2 separate regions of the Homo sapiens genome follow, and region 1 is linked to region 2. The links are chromatin loops, found by intact Hi-C in ENCODE. Cell type or tissue: IMR-90. All regions are shown on one strand. Each heading gives the region's core, and the rest is flanking DNA. Links, peaks and the distances in the headings are about the cores only. Region 1 overlaps GPAT3 (glycerol-3-phosphate acyltransferase 3). Region 2 has its middle 83 kb from the start of GPAT3.

Region 1 (9,626 bases), core at 749-8,748, 67 kb before region 2:
GGGGTTTCACCGTGTTAGCCAGGATGGTCTCGATCTCCTGACCTTGTGATCTGCCCACCTCGGCCTCCCAAAGTGCTGGGATTACAGGCGTGAGCTACTGCGCCTGGCCTCTGCTGCTCTTTCATTTAGTGAAACACATTTTTTTTTTTGAAATGCATTTCAAGTCTCCCTTCCCAGTTAAATCCCTCTTGCATTGTATTTCTTCTGTGCTTTTATTGAATAAGCCAACTGAAAGCTGAGCCTAGGCAAATTATTATCTTTGTGGTTAAATAATTATCTTCTGTCTTTAGCCATATTCTGCTGTGTCTTTTATTTAAAAGCTATTTAATTTGTTGAACTTCAGATATGATTATGGGTAAATCTCGTTAAGAAGCTCTGTTATTGCACTTTCACCTTCCTCTTCTTCTTCCCTTTTTTTTTTTTTTTTTGAGATGGGGTCTGGCTGTATTGTGCCAAATTCCTGGCCTCAAGCAATCCTCCTGCCTCAGCCTCCCAAAGTGCTGGGATTACAGCCATAAGCCATAGTGCCGGGCCATATCTTACTCTTCTAAGCTTAAGGACTTTTCCTCATTGTTAACACAAAGAAAAAGGTAAATCTTTTTCCCCACTTCAAGTAACTCTGTTATTCTGAGCATTAAACTTCAGTGGAGGTTATAGTTACCCTTCTACCCTAGTTTTGTCCCCTGAAAGCAGAAGTGCTAGAGCCACAGCATAGAAGGCTAGGACAAGAAAATACAGGAATAATGGCTCGTTTGCTTCTTTTTATCAGCTGTGCTTTGGTTGCTCCAGCCATAGGACAAATGCATCTCCTTGGACCCTGGGACTTGGTCTGACTGAGATCCTAGCAACTTTTATTTTAGCCTGTTTTAAATATACAAAGGATCGTTTGACTTTTAAGAGGCACCAGCCTTACTCTTTGGGCATCTGATTTCCAGGGATTATGATGCTGTTAGGTTGGAGTTTGAATCGGCTCATAGCTTTGGTAGTAATTGTGATTAATATTAGTAATTATGTAATTTTAGTGACTCAAGATGAATTGTACTCTAATTGCATTATGACACTAGGACATTTTAAATGATTACCATGAAAAGTCACCAAGCATGAATAAAGGCCTGCATTTACCTGGGAGTGAGTCATAAACACCACAAATACATAAAGGCGGTGGCTTGTCATTTTGGCATTGTTCCCTTAGAGGCTGATGCTGGCGTGACTCAGCATTGTTGGCCACAAAGTGCATGCAACCACTGCAAGTCTTACCCCATGCCCTGCTCCAGCGGCACCACACACAAAGACTGTGGTCTCATGGCCTGCTGTTGATTTAGCCCCTGTGCTAAATTTCTCTCTGCCTTGTATCTCATGCCCCCAAGTCTCTGCCCCTTTGCCCACCTAAACACTCAAAAAGGAGAAGGTACTAAGGTGAAATTTCGGTTGCTATACCTATTTGGAGAGAATTCAGGTTGCCTAACATGGCCCTCTAATTTTACTTTGGGAATTTTTTTCTGTGAGGCAATTGACTACTTGAAATCCTGTATACATTGATTATATGAACATTAATAAAATCTTATACATTCACAGAAAATATGGGATCATATTTTGTGACAGAAGTTTGAGAAATATCAAGTCAGGTGGGATCATGCATGCCTGTACTCCCAGATACTTGAGAGGCTGAAGGGGGAGGACCTGGAGTTTGAGTGTAGCCAGGGCAAAATAGTGAGACCCATCTGAAAAAAAAAAAAAAGAAAATTGAGGAATATTTTTATATACTTATTTTGTTTTGGACAGGCCATTTTTGATAGTTTAAATTAGCTAACTTGATTTTATGGTGTAAACTCTGTGAATACAAACCAGTATGTGTTGCCCTCAAGAATATGAAGTGTAATGCATCTAATGGGGTTATCTTATTGCTAAAATACAGGAACTTGTCTAGCTACTTGTAGAGAGCAACATAATTCAGTTATGGGGTTGGAAGGATTATAGGTTGGGGCTTTCTTTTTTATTTTGCGTGTGTGTGTGTGTGTGTGTGTGTATGTATATATATATGAAATATTATGTATTAGTATGTGAAATATATATGATTAATACATAATATATATTATTATTATTTTTTTAAGACAGGGTCTCACTCTATCACCCAGGCTAGAGTGCAGTGGGGCAATCTTGGCTCACTGCAACCTCTGCCTCCCGGGTTCCAGCAATTCTCCTGCCTCAGCCTCCTGAGTAGCTGGAATTACAGGGTGTGCCACCACGCCTGGCTAATTTTTGTATATATTTATTATTATTATTATTGTTATTATTATTGAGATGGAGTCTGGCTCTGTTGCCCAGGCTGGAGTGCAGTGGTGTGATTTCGGCTCACTGAAACCTCTGCCTCCTGGGTTCAAGAGATTCTCCCACCTCAGTCTCCTAAGTATCTGGGATTACAGGCATGCACCACCAAACCTGGCTAATTTTTGTATTTTTAGTAGAGATGGGGTTTCACCATGTTGGCCAGGCTGGTCTCAAACTCCTGACCTCAAATGATCCACCTGCCTCAGCCTCCCAAAGTGTTGGGATTACAGGTGTGAGCCACCACGCCTAGCCCATTTTTTAATTTTTAAATAGAGATGAGGTCTCACTATGTTGCCCAGGATGGTCTTGAACTCCTCAGGATGGTCTTAAGTGATTCTCCTGCCTCGGCCCCCTAGGTGCTAGGATTGCAGGTGTGAGCCACCATGCCCAGCTGAGTTTTTCTTTTTCTTTTTTTTCAAATATATTTTAAAGAATTGAAAAAATATACAGCTAGGTTTCACCATGTTGCCCAGGCTGGTCTTGAACTCCTGGGCTCAAGCAATCCATCTGCATCCGTCTCCCAAAGTGCTGGGATTACAGCCATGAGCCCCCACACCCAGCTGAGTTTTTCTTTAGCATGGCCAAATGTCCCCCTGATTGCATTAGTCTATCCCTATTTGTGAATATTGTGTCTGATGATGATGATGATGATGATGATGACAATTTTCAGACATACACAAAAGTAGAGAAAATAGTAAATGAGCCCCATATCACGAGATTCAACATTTGTCGAGATTTTGCCATGCTTGATTCATTTATCAACGCTCTCATTTTTTTGGTAAAGTTTTAAAATTTAGATACAAAATCTCATGTCTTTTAATGCATAAAGGACTTTTTCAAATAACCACAATGCTATTATCCCTTTAGCAAACAATAATTTCTTAATATCATCTAATATATTGTCCATATTTAGATTTCCCTAACAGTCTCAAAATGTCTTTATAATTGATTTGTTTGAAATGAATTTCAGTCATGGTTCACAAAAACATTTATTTTTTAATTTTTTGCAGTGCTTTAAGTTGGAAATATGAAAGTTTTTTGTGGGGGCAGGGGTGCAGTTTTATTTCTTGGAACAAAAATTACTTAATAGCAACTGATTCTGATAAAACTCACTAGAGTACTGTGCATTTTAATCTTTACATCTTAACATAGCTCTGTAGAAGGCAAAAGTTTGATTGTTAGGTTAGTCATCTGTATTTCTTTTACGTACAATATTATAAAAATTTAGTTCAATCACTTTGGAGAGCAATTTGGCAATACTTAGGAAAGTTAAAGACCAGAAAATTACACGACAACCCAACAATTCTATATCTCCTAAAATATCAAATGTACCCAGAGCCTCAGCATATATGTATTAGGTGACTTGTTACAAGTGTTTACAACCAGTGAAAATGTGGAGACAATCCATCAGGAGGAAAGTTAATATGTAAGCTGATTTATTTATACTGTACAGCAGTTAAACTGAATTAACTGGACTTACATGGAAAGAAAAAGGAGATGAATTTCAAACCATATTGAGAGAAAAGAAAATATATAGTATAATAACATTTATTTAAAATTTAGAATCACAAATAGATACTATACATTTATGTGAATATATAATATATGCATGGAAATTATATATACTATAGGGCAGTATATTGCGCCTGGCTGGGACAGGTTATCTTCAGGAGGGAGAGCAAGAGGTGGTGAGGAGGGGCTTTAACTGTATTTATAATTTTTTTTCTTTAAAATATACCTGGGCTGGGCGCAGTGGCTCATGCCTGTAATCCCAGCACTTTGGGAGGCTGAGGCGGGCGGATCACGAGGTCAAGAAATCGAGACCATCCTGGCCAACATGGTGAAACCCGGTCTCTACTAAAAATACGAAAATTAACTGGGCGTGGTGGTGCGCCCCTATAGTCTCAGCTACTCAGGAGGCTGAGGCAGGAGAATCGCTTGAACCTGGGAGGCAGAGGTTGTAGTGAGCCGAGATTGCACCACTGCACTCCAGCCTGGGAGACAGAGTGAGACTCCATCTCGGAAAAAAAAAAAAAAAAAAAAATCTATCTATCTATCTATCTATCTATCTATCTATCTGAAGCAAATATGACAATGAGTATTTTTTTTCTTGTTAAACTCATCTTTGGGGGGTTACATTTATATTGTAAACATAAAAAAGAGAAAACCCCAACCAAATAAAACATCAGTAGTCATTCAGCTAATGTTTATTCTGACAGTTAGAACTAGTTATATATGAATGGAAGATAGGTACCTTCTTGGGATGTGATTTGATGGTTATCTGCTCCAAAACACAGCTCCATTCAGCCTGACCAGTGCCTGGAATTTAAACTGAAACCTATGGAACAAAGGAGTTTTTAATAAAAATACATTACCTCTTAGAGCTGGCTTTCTCAACCTCAGCACTACTGATACTTTGGATTGGGTAATTCTTTGTCGTGGGCAACAGTCCTGTACAATGTGAGATGTTCAGCAGCATCTCTGGCCTCTACCCAGTAGATGACAGACAGTAGCACACTCCCATTCGTGACAACCAACAATGTGTGCAGACATTGCCAGTTGTCCCCTGGGGGCACTTCTCTCTCCTTCCCTCACCCCACCCCTGCTCATTTGTGAATCACTGCTCCTAGAGAAGAATGCATTAGTGTATTGGTCCCCACTATCGTTAGCATGATTTTAGTTTTCTAACAAATAGGCCCTTGAAGGAGCAGAATTTGATGCTACAGTTTTTGGTGGTTGATTTGGGAAGAATGGAATGACAAAGTAAGGCATAGGTGGGGGTGCTTAGATGAGCAGCAGGATTAGCAGATGGTGGAAGAGGAGGCAGGTTCCTTAAGGAAAGGTAGAAAGCAGACAAAGAAATCTTCCTTCAAACTTTGCCTCATAATCTAACGAGAATATACTGGTCTATTTTGGAGGGAGCTTTACTTAAAGTGGATTAGAGACTGGCATATAACTGTGCTTTATGGACTGAATGTCTATGTCCCCCCCTTCCCAAATTGATATGTTGATATGTTGATCCTAACACCCAAAGTGATGGTATTAGGAGGTGGGGCCTTTGGGAGGTAATTAAGTCATGAAGGTAGAGCCATAATGAGTGGGATTAGTGCCCTTATAAATACGGGCCCCAGGGAGTTGTCTAGCCCCTTCCATCATGTGAGGACACAGTGAGAAGATAGCCATCTGGAAATCGGAAAGAGAGCCCTCACCAGAACCTGACCCCACTGGCCCCCTGATCTTGGACTTCTAGCCTCCAGACCTGTGGGAAAATAAATTTCTGTTTTTTGTAAGCTACCCAGGCTATGGCACTCTGTTATAGCAGCCTGAAGTGACTAAGGCAGTGCTCTAAACCTCTGAAAGTAAATGACTTAGCATTTAACTTTGACCACTGATGAATGAGCAGGATGAAGTGGTTCTGGCAGGAAATGAGAAGGTAAAAGGTCAGATCAGAGTTATGGTCTTGTAACTGCATTGCGAAGTGATGGGTGTGAAGAGAGGGAATTAAGCCTTGAATCACAGAAAGGAAGGCTCCCATCTAAGGAAACTAGCTAGGACATTCATAAAATGTCTTGAATTATTTTTTAGATTGTTTTTCTTTTCGAATAGTAGTAACAACGTGGATAGTATTCCTATGCCTTACCTCTATTTTCAGTGAAACTAGTTAAAAAAAATGTAACTAAGCAGTTTTAAAATTTTCTGTCTCTAGCACTGACTGCTGAAGGTCTGGTTGGTGATTTAGCTGCATTAGTCCAAAACCCCTCAGCAGCTTGGAAGAGGGTACCTGCATCTCAGAGTTGTGGAGGTTTGAAAAAGTTGAGTGAGAACTGAGATTCAAAGATTATTTGAGGCCGGGCACGGTGGCTCATGCCTGTAATCCCAGCACTTTGGGAGGCTGAGGCAGGTGGACTGCTTGAGCCCAGGGGTTCAAGACCAGCCTGGGCAACATGGTGAAACCCTGTCTCTACAAAAACTACAAAAAATAGTCAGACATGGCGACTCAGGAGTCTGAGGTGGGAAGATCTCTTGAGCCCGGGAGGTCAAGGGTGCAGAGAGCTGAGATCGCACCACTGCACTCCAGCCTGGACGACAGAGTGAGACCCTGTCTCAAAAAATAAATAAATAAATAAAATAAAAAAATAAATAAAATAAATTATTTGAGAGGGAGAAGATAATAGGATCAGACAATAGTCCCTTATAGTCAACTCAATAATACATAGCCTTTTATTTATTTATTTAGGGAGACAGGGTCTCCCTCTGTTGCCTAGGCTAGAGTGCAGTGGTAAGGATCACTGCTCACTGTAGCCTTGACCTCCCAGGCTCAAGCTGTCCTCACACCTCATCCTCCTAAATAGCTGGGAGACTACAGGTATGCACTACCAAGCCTGGCTAATTTTTTCCTTTTTGTAGAGGCGGGGTCTCATTATGTTGTCCAGCCATGTCTCGAACTCTTGGGCTCAAGTGATGCTCTTGCCTTGGCCTCCCAGAGTGCTCAGATTAAAGGCTGGCTGCCTTATTTATTTAGGGAAGTTCTCTTCACAGTTGATAGGAGCAGACCTCTTAGCCAGTATCTACCACATTGAAAATACAGCTTGTCATTTTAGAAGTATTCCCCAAACCAGGCTCCCCACCCTCTGCATATCTCCTGGTCTCTTTATCCCCCAGAGAAAAATCCCAATCAAAACTCCAAAGCTTCTTTATTTTGTTTCTATCTTTTAGGCAAGAACCTGTCAATAATAATAATCATAATCACCACCATTTTTTAAACATTGGCCCCACTGTTCCATATTATTTATTATATATGAGGGGGTCTTGTTAATCATGATTTTACTTGCTCTACATTGCATGGCTGGTCAAAGGCAGCTTGAAAAGAATCCCAGTTTGTCTGTTCTACTCAAAAGCCCCTGTTACCACTTTCTACTACTGTCTTACTATGCCTTCCTTACTAGCTCCTCTGGTCCATACTTTCTGATTCTCCTCTTGATGTTTAAGGTGACTCCTCTTCTACACATGGAATGGAATGGAAGCTCCCTCTTTTTTTTTTTTTTTTTTTTGAGATGGAGTCTTGCTGTGTCACCTAGGCTGGAGTTCAGTGGCGTGATCTCGGATCACTGCAACCTTTGCCTCCCGGGTTCAAGTGATTCTCCAGCCTCAGCCTCCTGAGTAGCCAGGACTATAGGTGTACGCCACCATGCCCGGCTAATTTTTATATTTTTAGTAGAGACTGGGTTTTGCCATGTTGGCCAGGTTGTTCTCAAACTCCTGACCTCAGGTGATCCACCTGCCTTGGCCTCCCAAAGTGCTGGGATTACAGGTGTGAGCCACTGCGCCTGGCCTCCTCTTCTGAGAGTTGGCTTTGTCACTGTGACATAATAAGAAATATGTATTAGACTTCTGCTCCCTCTCCCTTTCCTGTCACATAGGTCCTAAAACCTTTGGCATCTCTGCAGTGATAAGTGATAGTGTCTTTGTGTATGCTGATGAGATGACTGGTGGCTGGGAGCTCCTGGATAGATAGCCTCAGGATGGTGGCTGATTGCCAGGGGAGCCAAACATGTGATTACAGGGTTGGAACTTTCAGCTCCCCTCCATATTGCTCCCCAAAGGGCAATGATTAAATCGATCATTTAATCATTTTATGGAAGCTGATGTCATGAAGCTTCCATAAAAACTAAAAAATACAGGGTTTAGAGAACTTTCAGATTGTTGAACACATCCAGGTGCCTGGTGGGAGGTGCACCCCAGCTTCATGGGAACAGAGGCTTCTGTGCTAGGGACCCTTCTGAACCTTGTCGTCAGTGCAGTATTCATCTGGCTGTTCATTTGTGTGCTTTAAAATATCCTTTGTAATACATCAGCACTAGTAAGTAAAGTGTTTCCCTGAGTTCTGTGAGCCATTCTAGCAAATGACTGAACCTGAGGAAGGGACTATGGGAACGCTCAATTTATAGCTGGTAGATCAGAAGTACCAAAGGCTTGGACTTGCAATTGGCACCTGAAGTGGAGGCGGTCTTGTAGAACTGAGCCCTTCATTTGTGGAATTTGACTCTAACTCCAGGTAGATAGTGTCAAAATTTAATTGAATTATGGGACATCTAGCTGGTGTCGAAGAATTGTTTGGTGTGGGAGAAAAACCCACACATCTGGGGTCACAGGAGTGTTCTGTGTTTTGGTGAGAGTATAGTAGAAGAAAAGTCAGTTTGTTTTTTTCTTATTATATAGTCACTTACCAGGAAGCTCCTAACAGTTTGTCCTTATCAATGAAATTTTTGAAGAAACAAATCTATTAAGAATATTTAGCATTACAATCAAAGATACCATACATAAATGCCAAACCACAAGGCTGACATTTTAAGTGAATTAATGGTTCATTTGACAGTGGAGTTTTATGAATGCTTCTGTGCTGTGGGATTTCTTGTTTAATCAAGTTAGCTGTATCCAAATCAACAGAGTTAATGTGGGCTGCCAGCCAAGATGTAGGTCAAGAGTGGGTTGTTAAAATGTTAGTCGTTAAAATGAAACTCTGTTAAGACCATTCTGGCCAACATGGTGGAACCCTGTCTTGACTAAAATACAAAAAAATAGCCGGATATGGTGGTGCACAGCTGTAATCCCAGCTACTTGGGAGGCTTAGGTATGAGAATCACTTCAATCCAGGAGGTGGAGGTTGCAGTGAGTTGAGATTGCACCACTGCACTCCAGCCTGGGTGACACAGTGAGACTCAGTCTCAAGAAAAAAAAAAAAGAAAAAGAAACAAACAAAAAAGGGAACTCTGCCTGTTATTCTCAACGCTATTTTTTTTTCAGTGCTAACTGACAATTGATTAGTGTCCTCAGCTCCACCCCATCCCCATTTATGCATCAAAACTCACAGTTAATTATGTGGCTAATATTTATATTTGGGGTTAAAATTTTCCTATTTTATAATCAGCATTGATTATTTTGTAAGTTTTTGGAGAACTACTGGAATATGCAATGATGAAAAAAGAACTAGATTTTCTCATCTACGGTTCTCAAAAAAAAAAAAAAGTAAATCTATTGCTTCTAGCCTAGTATTTGTCTTAGTCCACTCAGGCTGCTATAACAAAATACCATAGAGTGGGTGGCTTATAAACAACAAACACTGATTTTTCACAGTTCCGGAGGCTGGAAAGCCCAAGATCAAGGCCCAGCTTCCTGGTTTGTACAGGGCTGTCCTTTTGCTGTAACCTCACATGATGACAGGAGTGAGGGATCTTTTTAGGACCTTTCTTATAAGGGCAATAGTCCCATTCATGAGGGCTCCACCCTCATGATCTAAT
Region 2 (9,626 bases), core at 447-8,446:
GGGAGCTGGTATTGGAGAATTATTATGTTCTTTTGGAAGTGTCATGTTTCCTTGCATTTTCATTTTCTTGTATCTCTATGTTGATACCTGTGTATCTGCTGAAACAATTGCCTCTTCCAATTTTATGGAGTACCTTTGGTAGGGAGAGTCATTCCTGTAGGTGAGTCATATGGTGTCAATGGGTAAGTTGAGTTGGCCTTGGTTCTGGGTGGACACAGTAGTGTAGTCTGTTAACCTGTTAAGATTCTTTGGCTATAATCCACATTAATGATCTTTGTGAGTACCTCAGTGGCCTAGGCTGTGAGAATCTATGGTGGCAGTGGTGCATCTTTGCGGGGATGGGACCATTGAGCTTTTTCTCTGGCCAGAGGCATAAGTGTGCAGTGGGTTGGTTGGTTTGGTGACTGGCTTGCTGGGGGTGAATTTTCCATGCAGTTTCGCTGGCCATGGGTGCAGGGATACAGATGCTTGGTGGACCTGGGAGTGGGTCCACCAGGAATGTTTCTGCTGGAGGTGGGTTCACCTTGTTGCTTCTCCAGCTGGGACATGGATGTGCAGTAGTTCGGTGGCTTGTCTCAGGGGCAGGTTTGTCAGGCTGTTTCTTTGGTAGTGAGTGCCAAGAAGGGGGACTTTCTGGGGGAAGGTCCATTGGACTATTTAGTTCAGCCAGCCAAGGGTTGGCTTTCCTGCTGTGCAATGCTGAAGTCATGGCTGTTCCTGGCCCCATGCTCCAAGCAGACAGCGTTGTGGTATTGCAGCCACCTGTGTGGACTTGGTAAAATAATGGCAGAGACTCAAGGCTGGAGACATGCAGTGGCTGCTGGACCCCAGAGCAGGGTGGACTCTAGCAGTGGTTCCAGTTTCAAGATGGCACAGTCCTGCAGTAGCTTGGCTCACTGGGGTTGATTGGGGTGGGGAGTGCACACCTTGTGTTCCTACTCTGGAGTAACGCAGCTATGTTAATTCCAAGCAGCTCCGCAAACTGGGCTAAGGGCTTTTGAGGACTGTGGGATTCTTCTATAGTAAGTACTACAGGAATCTGCAGTGGCAGTTCAGGCATGTGGGGGCCTTCTGCTTACCTTTTTCCCATATGGAGAAGTCCCTCCTGGATCTGAGCCAATCTCAATGGGAGAGATGGGGTGGCAGGGGCAGGGTGCCTTGCTCCCCTCTTTTTGCTGACATCCTGGGCTTCTGTGCTCCACAGGGATTTCACCAGTCCCTTTCTGCACTCCAGTGCTGTCCCTCAGACACTACAGTTGAATGTTAGTTGTTATTTGTTGTTTTGGTTGTTTTTTGTTGGGAGGGATATGTGCCAGGCAACTCTAGTTAACCATTTTGTTGATGTCCTTTATTTCCCTTTGTTTTTTTTATGAGACTGAGTCTCCGTCTGTCATCCAGGCTGGAGTGCAGTGGCACAATCTTGGCTCACTGCAATCTCTGCCTCCTGGGTTCAAGCGATTCTCCTGCCTCAGCCTCCTGAGTAGCTGGGATTACAGGCATGCACCACCACTCCCAGCTATTTTTTTTTGTATTTTCAGTAGAGACAGGGTTTCACCATATTGACCAGACTGGTCTCGAACTCCTGACCTCAGGTGATCTGCCTGCTTCAGCCTCCCAAAGTGTTAGGATTACAGGCATGAGCCACTGCGCCCAGCCTTATTTCTCATTTGTAAGAGTTATATCTAATTCTTTTTCAAATGTGATTACTCTCACATAGTTTTGAAGTACCTTATGCTTATTGATTTTATGTTTTTCCCAACAACTCCAAAATCTTATATCTTTTGAGGGTCTGGGTCTATCTTTTCTGCTGCTTCTTGTTCATAGAGTCTTTGTGTGTTTAGAGAATTTTAATAATTATCATCTTTGGAATTTTATCCTCTCTTAGACCTGGAGAGCAGGGATCAGCAAACCAAAGCTTGTAGGCCAAATCCTGCCCTCTGTCTGTTTTTGTAAATACAATTTTATTGCAAGACAGCATTTGTTTATATATTGCCTATAGCTGCTTTTGCATGACAAAAGCAAAGTTGAGTAGTTGCTATAGTGACCTGCATGGCCCACAAAGCCTAAAATGTTTACTATCTGCTTCTTCATCTGATATGGTTGCCCACCCCAGCTCTAGGGCACTATCAATCTGGTACTACTTTAAACTATATTGTTGGCTTGAGGTTATCGGGCTATGGAAATAGTGAGAATTCAGTCTGTAAATCCAAAGGTGAGCCATTGTGGTTTTGAATGATCTGTGTACTATTTTTAGATAAATCCACATTGTATTTATAAGTAATTCATTCTTTTTAATTGCCAAGTAGTTTTAAATCTTTAGGGGAAAGTTATTTTTCCCTTTCACTTATCAGTAAGGTTTGACACAAGCAATTTGCCTTGCTTACATTTGAGATTGGAGGATGGATTATTTCTTTTTTTTTTCTTTTCTTTTTTTTTTTTTTTGAGATGGAGTTTCGCTCTTGTTGCCCAGGCTGGAGTGCAATGGCGTGATCTCGGCTTACCGGAACCTCTGCCTCCCGGGTTCAAGCGATTCTCCTGCCTCAGCCTCCAGAGTAGCTGTGATTACAGGTGTGCGCCACCATGCCTGGCTAATTTTGTATTTTTTTTGGGTAGAGATGGGGTTTCTCCATGTGGTCCGGCTGGTCTCGAACTCTTGACCTCAGGTGATCCGCCCGCCTCGGCCTCCCAAAGTGCTGGGATTGCAGGCATGAGCCACTGCACCTGGCCCTTTCTACTTTACTGTTACACAGAGGTTATAGTCCTTTGATATTTCACCTTCAAAGGAAGACTGTAGTTAGACTTTCCATCTTGGGCAGGACTTCAATTTTGTTTTTTGTCCCTTAGGCCCTTAAGGCTCTAGAAACCAATGCTAGAGTTTGCCTGGTTCAGCCAATGCCTGCAAAGTAAATGACAACTGCTGGGCTCTCTGCTCTGCTTTTTCCTCTGGGAATCGATCTTCCTTTAGTCTCTGACTTGAGTAGTCCTAACTTTCTTGCTAGTTACAGAAGCATTCAAAATCATTTTCTTTTATCATATAGGAAGAGAGTGAGTTCTTGTTGCAAAAAATAAAAGTTCTAGAAGGAGACAACTTTAAATTTAAAAAGAAGTTTCTCTGAGTGTTTTACTCTAGGTTAAAGCCATTATTTAAATATAAGGAGAAAAGCCTCTCCTTTAGAATCATTACTGTTCATTTGCAAATTAAATGCTGAAAGGTTTTGTAAGATAAAGTGATTTATAGGAGATCTGGACTAACACAGGGAAAACTGGAAGATTTTGGTGTTGGTGGAGAATACAAAAACCCGACAGCAGGAAGTCAGCTGAAAGAAGCCACCAGGTCATTGGTGTTCTTGGCATTGTGGGTGGGTGGTGAGTTTTCAGGCTGCACGTGTTACAGCCTAGGCTGAGGATCCCATCAAGGCTTTTGATGGCCCTCCATGGTCATAAATTCCTGCTATGAGCACTCCCTGCTGTTGTGAGACGCATATAGTAATTCTGGCTACTTGCTGGCCTCTTGGCTCTGTGTCCGGAAAAGATGTCTTGGAAAACTCTGAGAATAAAAAATGTATACTCTATCTTGGTGACCTAAAACATTTCAAATCCGTTTGCCCTCTAAAGCTGTGATCAGGGAGTGGATAGCTCAAAGAGCAGAACCAGTTAGTCTCCTCTCAAGGTGAAATATATATATTTCTTATACAAATAGGTGAATTTAAACTTTTTTGAGAATCTTTGACAATTGTATGTCTTGGCTTAGTTAAGATATATCCTTGCTGATTACACAAGTCAATTAGGGATCACAGGTTAGAGTTGGGCAAGTTTTCAAATCATTGTTTCTCTAGCTTTATAAAGGAAAACACCTATATTTGGTGCTTACAATTCGTATGCTGTTCTAGGTCTGAGGACACAACAATGACAAAGGCAAAAACTCTGGGCTATGGAAATCCACTGAAGCAGGTGGAAAATAAAAACAAAATCAAGAAACATGTTTGGACGAAAACATCATAGGGGATTTAGAGTGCCTTTGAACATTTTTCATGTAAGTTTGGGATAGTAAATGCCTAAGCACTCTTCTGAAAGAGTTTACAGAAAAGTATACTTCCTTTACAACTAAAGTATAGTGTCAATGGAATCAAGCTCTGTGACTAGGAGCCGGGAGTGGAGCTGACATCTATGGAATGCACACGTGACAGTGCTCATGTGCTGAGTCACCTGTGGGGTTGACCTTGGTTCAAAGCCTGTTTTTCATTGCAATCATTCTTTGATACAGGCAGCCCTGATGTCTGTTGCTAAATTAAGCACAAGTGAACCTGTCAAACGTCCTAACTGGAAGGAATTTTCAGTGCTGGTTATTTGTAAGGCAGGTTCTGAAACTGTTCCTGCAGAACCGAATTTTTTTTAGGATAGGCAGAGAAATGACTTTGGAAATCCTGTTCTATCCAGTCAGTTCTCCAGATTTTTGGTTAACAATGGAATGATGAATGAAATACCATAGCTTCACCTAGTAAATTCCTTGGTCCAAAAGCTCTCTTTGGAAACTGCTTCTGTTTAACAGTTATCCTCTTTAGGCATTTACACATATTTTATAAAATACATACTATAATTCAGGCTCTGTTAGTCTTGAGGTTCTTTGCTGCCCAAGGCAGGAACTTGCCATTCAGGAGCTTAGAAAAATCTGGAAGTAGAGACAAACACCACTAACCACAAGAGGAAGTGGCGAGGCCCTGTTTTCCAGCCCAGGAACAAAGTGCTGTGGGAGTGTAGAGAGGTGATAAATGTTGGGTGGAAGGGTGTGTAGAAGGGAGGACATGAGTGTGCCTTGAGGAATGACTAAGTGCTCTCCAGTGAAGTCAGGAAACGTGCAGGTGATTCCTTGTTCTGTGCATATACTGTCCTTCCCAATTCCCATACCCTTGAGAAAACAAAACAAAACCAAACCAAATAGGAGAGGGTTGTTTATAATCGCAGACCTTTTTGACTCCGAAATGCCCCATGTTCTTATTTTGGAGCCATTTACCACTTCCCCAGCATCACTTCCCTAGCCCAAGCCATCATCATTTCTTACAGGGCTATAGTAACTCTTCTAATGGATCTCCCTGCCTCTTCTCTTGTTCCCCAAATAGTCTATTTGGTAAATAGAAGCTAGTGTGATAATTTCAACTCATAAATTGACTCATTTTGCTCCCACTATCAGAACTCTTCAGTGGCTTCCCATTACACAGAGGATAAAGATTAAATTCCTTACCCCAGTATTCGAAGCCTTGAAACAATCTGACCACTGATCAGTCTTCTAGCCTGATTTCTATCATGCTTTCCCTGGCTCAAACTCCTGCAGTACTCTGGCCCTTTTGTTCTTTTTTTGAAACCACTATGAATTTTTGTGCTCAGGGCCTTGGCACTTGCTACTTCAGCTTGGAATGATCTCCTAGATATTTGCAAAGCTCCTTTTTCTTCATTTGTCTGCCCAAATATCCCCTCCTCACAGGAGTTCCCTGGCCATCCCACCTAATAGAGTAGCTCCTGCCACTCCCTATCTCCCATCCTGCTTTTTTCCCATTAGTACTTATTTTTGAACATTATTTGTTAGTTTTACACACCCCCACCACACTATAAGCTTGATCAATATTTGCCAAAGAACAGGCAAATTTGTGATCATTCCTCAATTCTTCCTTGACTTACATGCCCTTAACAATTTTGAGAATTACAGGCCAGGCATTTTTTTAGTAGCTCCTTTAATTTGATGTTTCTGATGTTTTCTCATGGTTAGTTTCAGGTTATGCATCTTTGACAGGAAAAACAAGAAGTGATTGATGCTCAGTGCCCTTTTCATTGTGTCCTATTAGGAGGTGCATACTTTTGATTTGCCCCATGACTGAAGCACAGTACTCTGGGTGCTTGATTAAGGTGGTGATATGGTTTGGAGCTGTGTCCCCTACCCCAAATCTCATATTCAGTTGTAATCCTCAGTGTTGGAGGTGGGGCCTGGTGGGAGGTGATTGGATTGGTAGTAAGTCTCATGAGATCTTATGGTTTTAAAAAGGGTTTTCCCTTTCACTTCATCTTCTTGCTGTGTCCTCATATGGTTGTCCCCCAGTCTGTGTGTTTTCTGTGTCCTAATCTCCTTTTTTTTACAAGAACACCAGTCATATTGGATTAGGACCCATGCATATGACCTCATTCTACCTTAATCACCATCTTAAAGGCCCTATCTCCAAACAGTGACAGTTTGAGGTACTGGGAGTTAGGACCTCAACATACAAATTTTTTGGGTACACAATTTAGCACATAATAGGTGGTGTCTGCCTGGCTTTTCCGTGGTAAACTTACTCTTTTCTCCTTCATTAGTGAATGAGTCATTTGGAGGGAGATACTTTGAAACTACACAAGTATCTGATATGGTTTTGCTGTGTCCCCACCCAAATCTCATCTTGAATTCTAGCTCCCATAATTTCCATGTGTGGTGGGAGGGACCCGGTGGGAGATAATCTAATCATGGGAGTGGTTTTCCCCCATACTGTCCATTTCCAATCCAATATTACAGGTTCATTTTAATTTTCTCCCTCTTTATATTTGTAAGTCCCCTCTCAAACAGTGAGGAGCCTTGTTCCCTATCTTTGATATATTTACTTATTTGTAACCAGTCTCAATGGCTTTGCACTCTCCCCATATAGATGCCTTCCTCACCTCACTTAGTGTCTACTTTATGGAGGACCACTCCCTTCCATGAATGCCTTTCTTACCCTGCACAGGAGAGGCCACTCCTTCCTGTGGATCCTCCCATTACCACTCTAGGCTTGACTCCCCACACCAGGCTGTCCCGTCCCAATGAAGATATCCTCCTCACTTAATGCAGGCTCTGTCACCTCACCTGTTTGGGTTCCAATGCCCTGCATTGGGCAGCCTTCCTCTGAGGATGGTCTCACCATGCACAGGCTCCACCATGCACAGACCCTGCTCTGGGCCACCAGTGCTTCCCATCACCAGTGTGGAGGCCCACCTTGCTCTGCCCACCTATGGCTTTAGGACTGAAGTATTCAAGGAAGGGGAAAAAGAGATCATGCCACTGGCTGTTGCCCAGGCTGGAGTGGGCACTGGCACTATCTTGGCTCACTTGCAGCCTTAACTTCTTGGGCTCAGGTAATCCTCCTGCCTCAGCCTCCAGAGTAATTGGGACCACAGGCATGTGCTGCTATGCCTGGCTAATTTTTGTATTTTTGGTAGAGATGGGGTCTCACTCTGTTGCCCAGGCTGGTCTTGAACTCCTGGGCTCAAGTGATCTGTCTGCCTCAGCCTCCCAAAGTGCTGAGATTGCAGGTGGGAGCCACCATGCCTGCCTCAGCCTCCCAAAGTGCTGAGATTGCAGGTAGGAGGCACCATGCATGGCTTTTATTTTTGTTTTTGATTTGTGGTTAGAGTATATCTTTTATTCAACCTTTACTTTCAATTGTACATGTTTCTTTAAATTACACATAGATAAGCATGCATATTTAAGACATAGTCTCTTTTAATAACCAGTTCACTTTCCTGAATGATATAGTTTGGCTATGTCCCTACCCAAATCTCATCTTGAACTGTAGTGCCTATAATGCCCATGTGTTGTTGGAGAGACCCAGTGGGAGGTAATTGAATCATGGGGGCATTTACCTCCATGCTGTTCTTTTGCTAATGAGTGAGTTCTCATGAGATCTGATAATTTTATAAGGGGTTTTCCCATCCGCCTTTACTCTGCACTTCTCCTTGCTGCTGCCATGTGAAGAAGAACATGTTTGCTTCCCCTTTGCCATGATTGTAAGTTTCCTGAAATCTCCCAAGCCCTGTAATTGACTGTAAGTCAATTAAATATTTTTCCTTTGTAAATTACCCAGTCTTGGGTATTTCTTCATAGAAGCATGAGAATGGAATTAATACAGTAACTTGGTACCAGGAGTGGGGTGCTGCTATAAAGATACCTGAAAATGTAAAAGCAACTCTGGAACTGGGTAACAGGCAGAGGCTGGAACATTTTGGAGGGCTCAGAAGACAGGAAGATGTGGGAAAGTTTGGAACTTCCTAGAAACTTGTTGAATGGCTTTAACCAAAATGCTGATAGTGATATGGACAATAAAGTCTGGGCTGAGGTCATCTCAGACGGAGATGAGGAAAGTTTTGGGAGCTGGAGCACAGGTGACTCTGGTTATACTTTAGCAAAGAGACTGGCAGACTGGCATGTTTTGCCCCTGCCTTAGAGTTCTGTGGAACTTTGAACTTAAGAGAGATGATTTAGTGTATCTGGTGGAAGAAATTTCTGAGCAGCAAAGTGTTCAAGAACATAAAAGTTTGGAAAATTTGCAGCCTGACAATACAATAGAAGGAAAAAAACCATTTTCTGGGGATAAATTCAAGCCTACTGCAGAAATTTGCATAAGTAACAAGGAGCTGAATGTTTATCACCAAGACAATGGGGAAAATGTCTCCAGGGCATGTCAGAGTCCTTCCTGGCAGCCCCTCCCATCACAGGCCTAGAGATCTAGGAGGAGAAAATGATTTCATGTGGTGGGCCCAGGGCTCCTCTGTGGTGTGCAACCTAGGGACTTGGTGCCTTGTGTCCAGCCTCTCCAACTGTGGCTAAAAAGGATCAAGGTAGATCTCAGGCTGTGGCTTCAGAGGGTGCAAGCCCCAGTCCTTGGCAGCTTCCATGTGGTGTTGGGCCTGTGGGTATGCAGAAGTCAAGAGTTGAGATTTGGGAACCTCTGCCTCGATTTCAGAGGATGTATGGAAATGCCTGGATGTCCAGGCTGGAGTTTGCTGCAGGGGTGTTTGCTGCAGGGGTGGAGCCCTCTGCTAGGGCAGTGTGGAGGGGAAATGTGAGTTTGGAGCCCCCACACAAAGTCCCCATTGGGGCACTGCCTTGTGGAGCTGTGAGGAGAGGTCCACATCCTCCAGAAGTCAGAATGGTAGATCCACTGACAGCTTGCACCTGGAAAAGGCACAGGCACTCAAAAACAGCCTGTGAAAGCAGCCAGGATGGGGGCTGTACCCTACAAAGCCACAGAGGCAGAGCTGCCCAAGGCTGTGGGAACCCATCTCTTGCATCAGCATGACCTGGATGTGAGACATGGAGTCAACGGAGATTATTTTAAAGCTTTAAGATTTAATTACTGCCTTGTTGGATTTTGGACTTGCATGGGGTCTGTAGTCCCTTTGTTTTGGCCAATGTCTCCCATTTGGAATGGGTGTATTTACCCAATGCCTGTACCCCCATTGTATCTAGGAAGTAACTAACTTGCTTTTAATTTTACAGGCTCATAGGTGGAAGGGACTTGCCTTGTCTCAGATGAGACTTTGGACTAAGACTCTTGAGTTAATGCTGGAATGAGTTCAAACTTTCAGGGACTGTTGGAAAGGCATGATTGTGTTTTGAAATGTGAGGACATAAGATTTGGGAGGGCCAGGTATAGAATAATATGGTCTGGCTGTGTCCCCACCCAAATCTCATCCTGAACTGTAGTTCACACAATCCCCATGTGTCATGGGAAGGACACAGTGGGAGGTAATTGAATCATGGGGATGGTTACCCCTATGCTGTTCTCGTGTTTAGTGAGTTCTTATGAGATCTGATGGTTTTATTTTTTATTTTATTTTATTATCTTTTT

What was found. A loop is a pair of places that touch in the nucleus more often than their neighbours do. Peaks named below come from ENCODE experiments on the same cell type or tissue, not always from the same donor. Only the 100,000 strongest peaks of a DNase experiment are listed, where the experiment ranks them.
Region 1: it touches region 2 in a loop (2.1-fold over the local background); 3 of 110 quality-filtered maps call a loop at or near these places.

What each region holds. Positions count from the first base shown.
Region 1 is chr4:83,547,443-83,557,068 of GRCh38, forward strand. All of the region lies in intron 2 of GPAT3 (glycerol-3-phosphate acyltransferase 3), which reads left to right. Among named protein-coding and RNA genes, the nearest start is that of GPAT3, 16 kb to the left of the region's middle. RefSeq lists enhancers at 482-1,681, 1,054-1,348 and a silencer at 5,622-5,751. In IMR-90, for the core only: no CTCF peak of the experiment used is centred there; DNase peaks (open chromatin) are centred at 1,209 and 5,729; H3K27ac peaks cover 194 bases.
Region 2 is chr4:83,614,428-83,624,053 of GRCh38, forward strand. No RefSeq gene overlaps it. Among named protein-coding and RNA genes, the nearest start is that of GPAT3, 83 kb to the left of the region's middle. RefSeq lists enhancers at 3,676-4,875, 4,049-4,343. In IMR-90, for the core only: no CTCF peak of the experiment used is centred there; a DNase peak (open chromatin) is centred at 4,214; H3K27ac peaks cover 915 bases.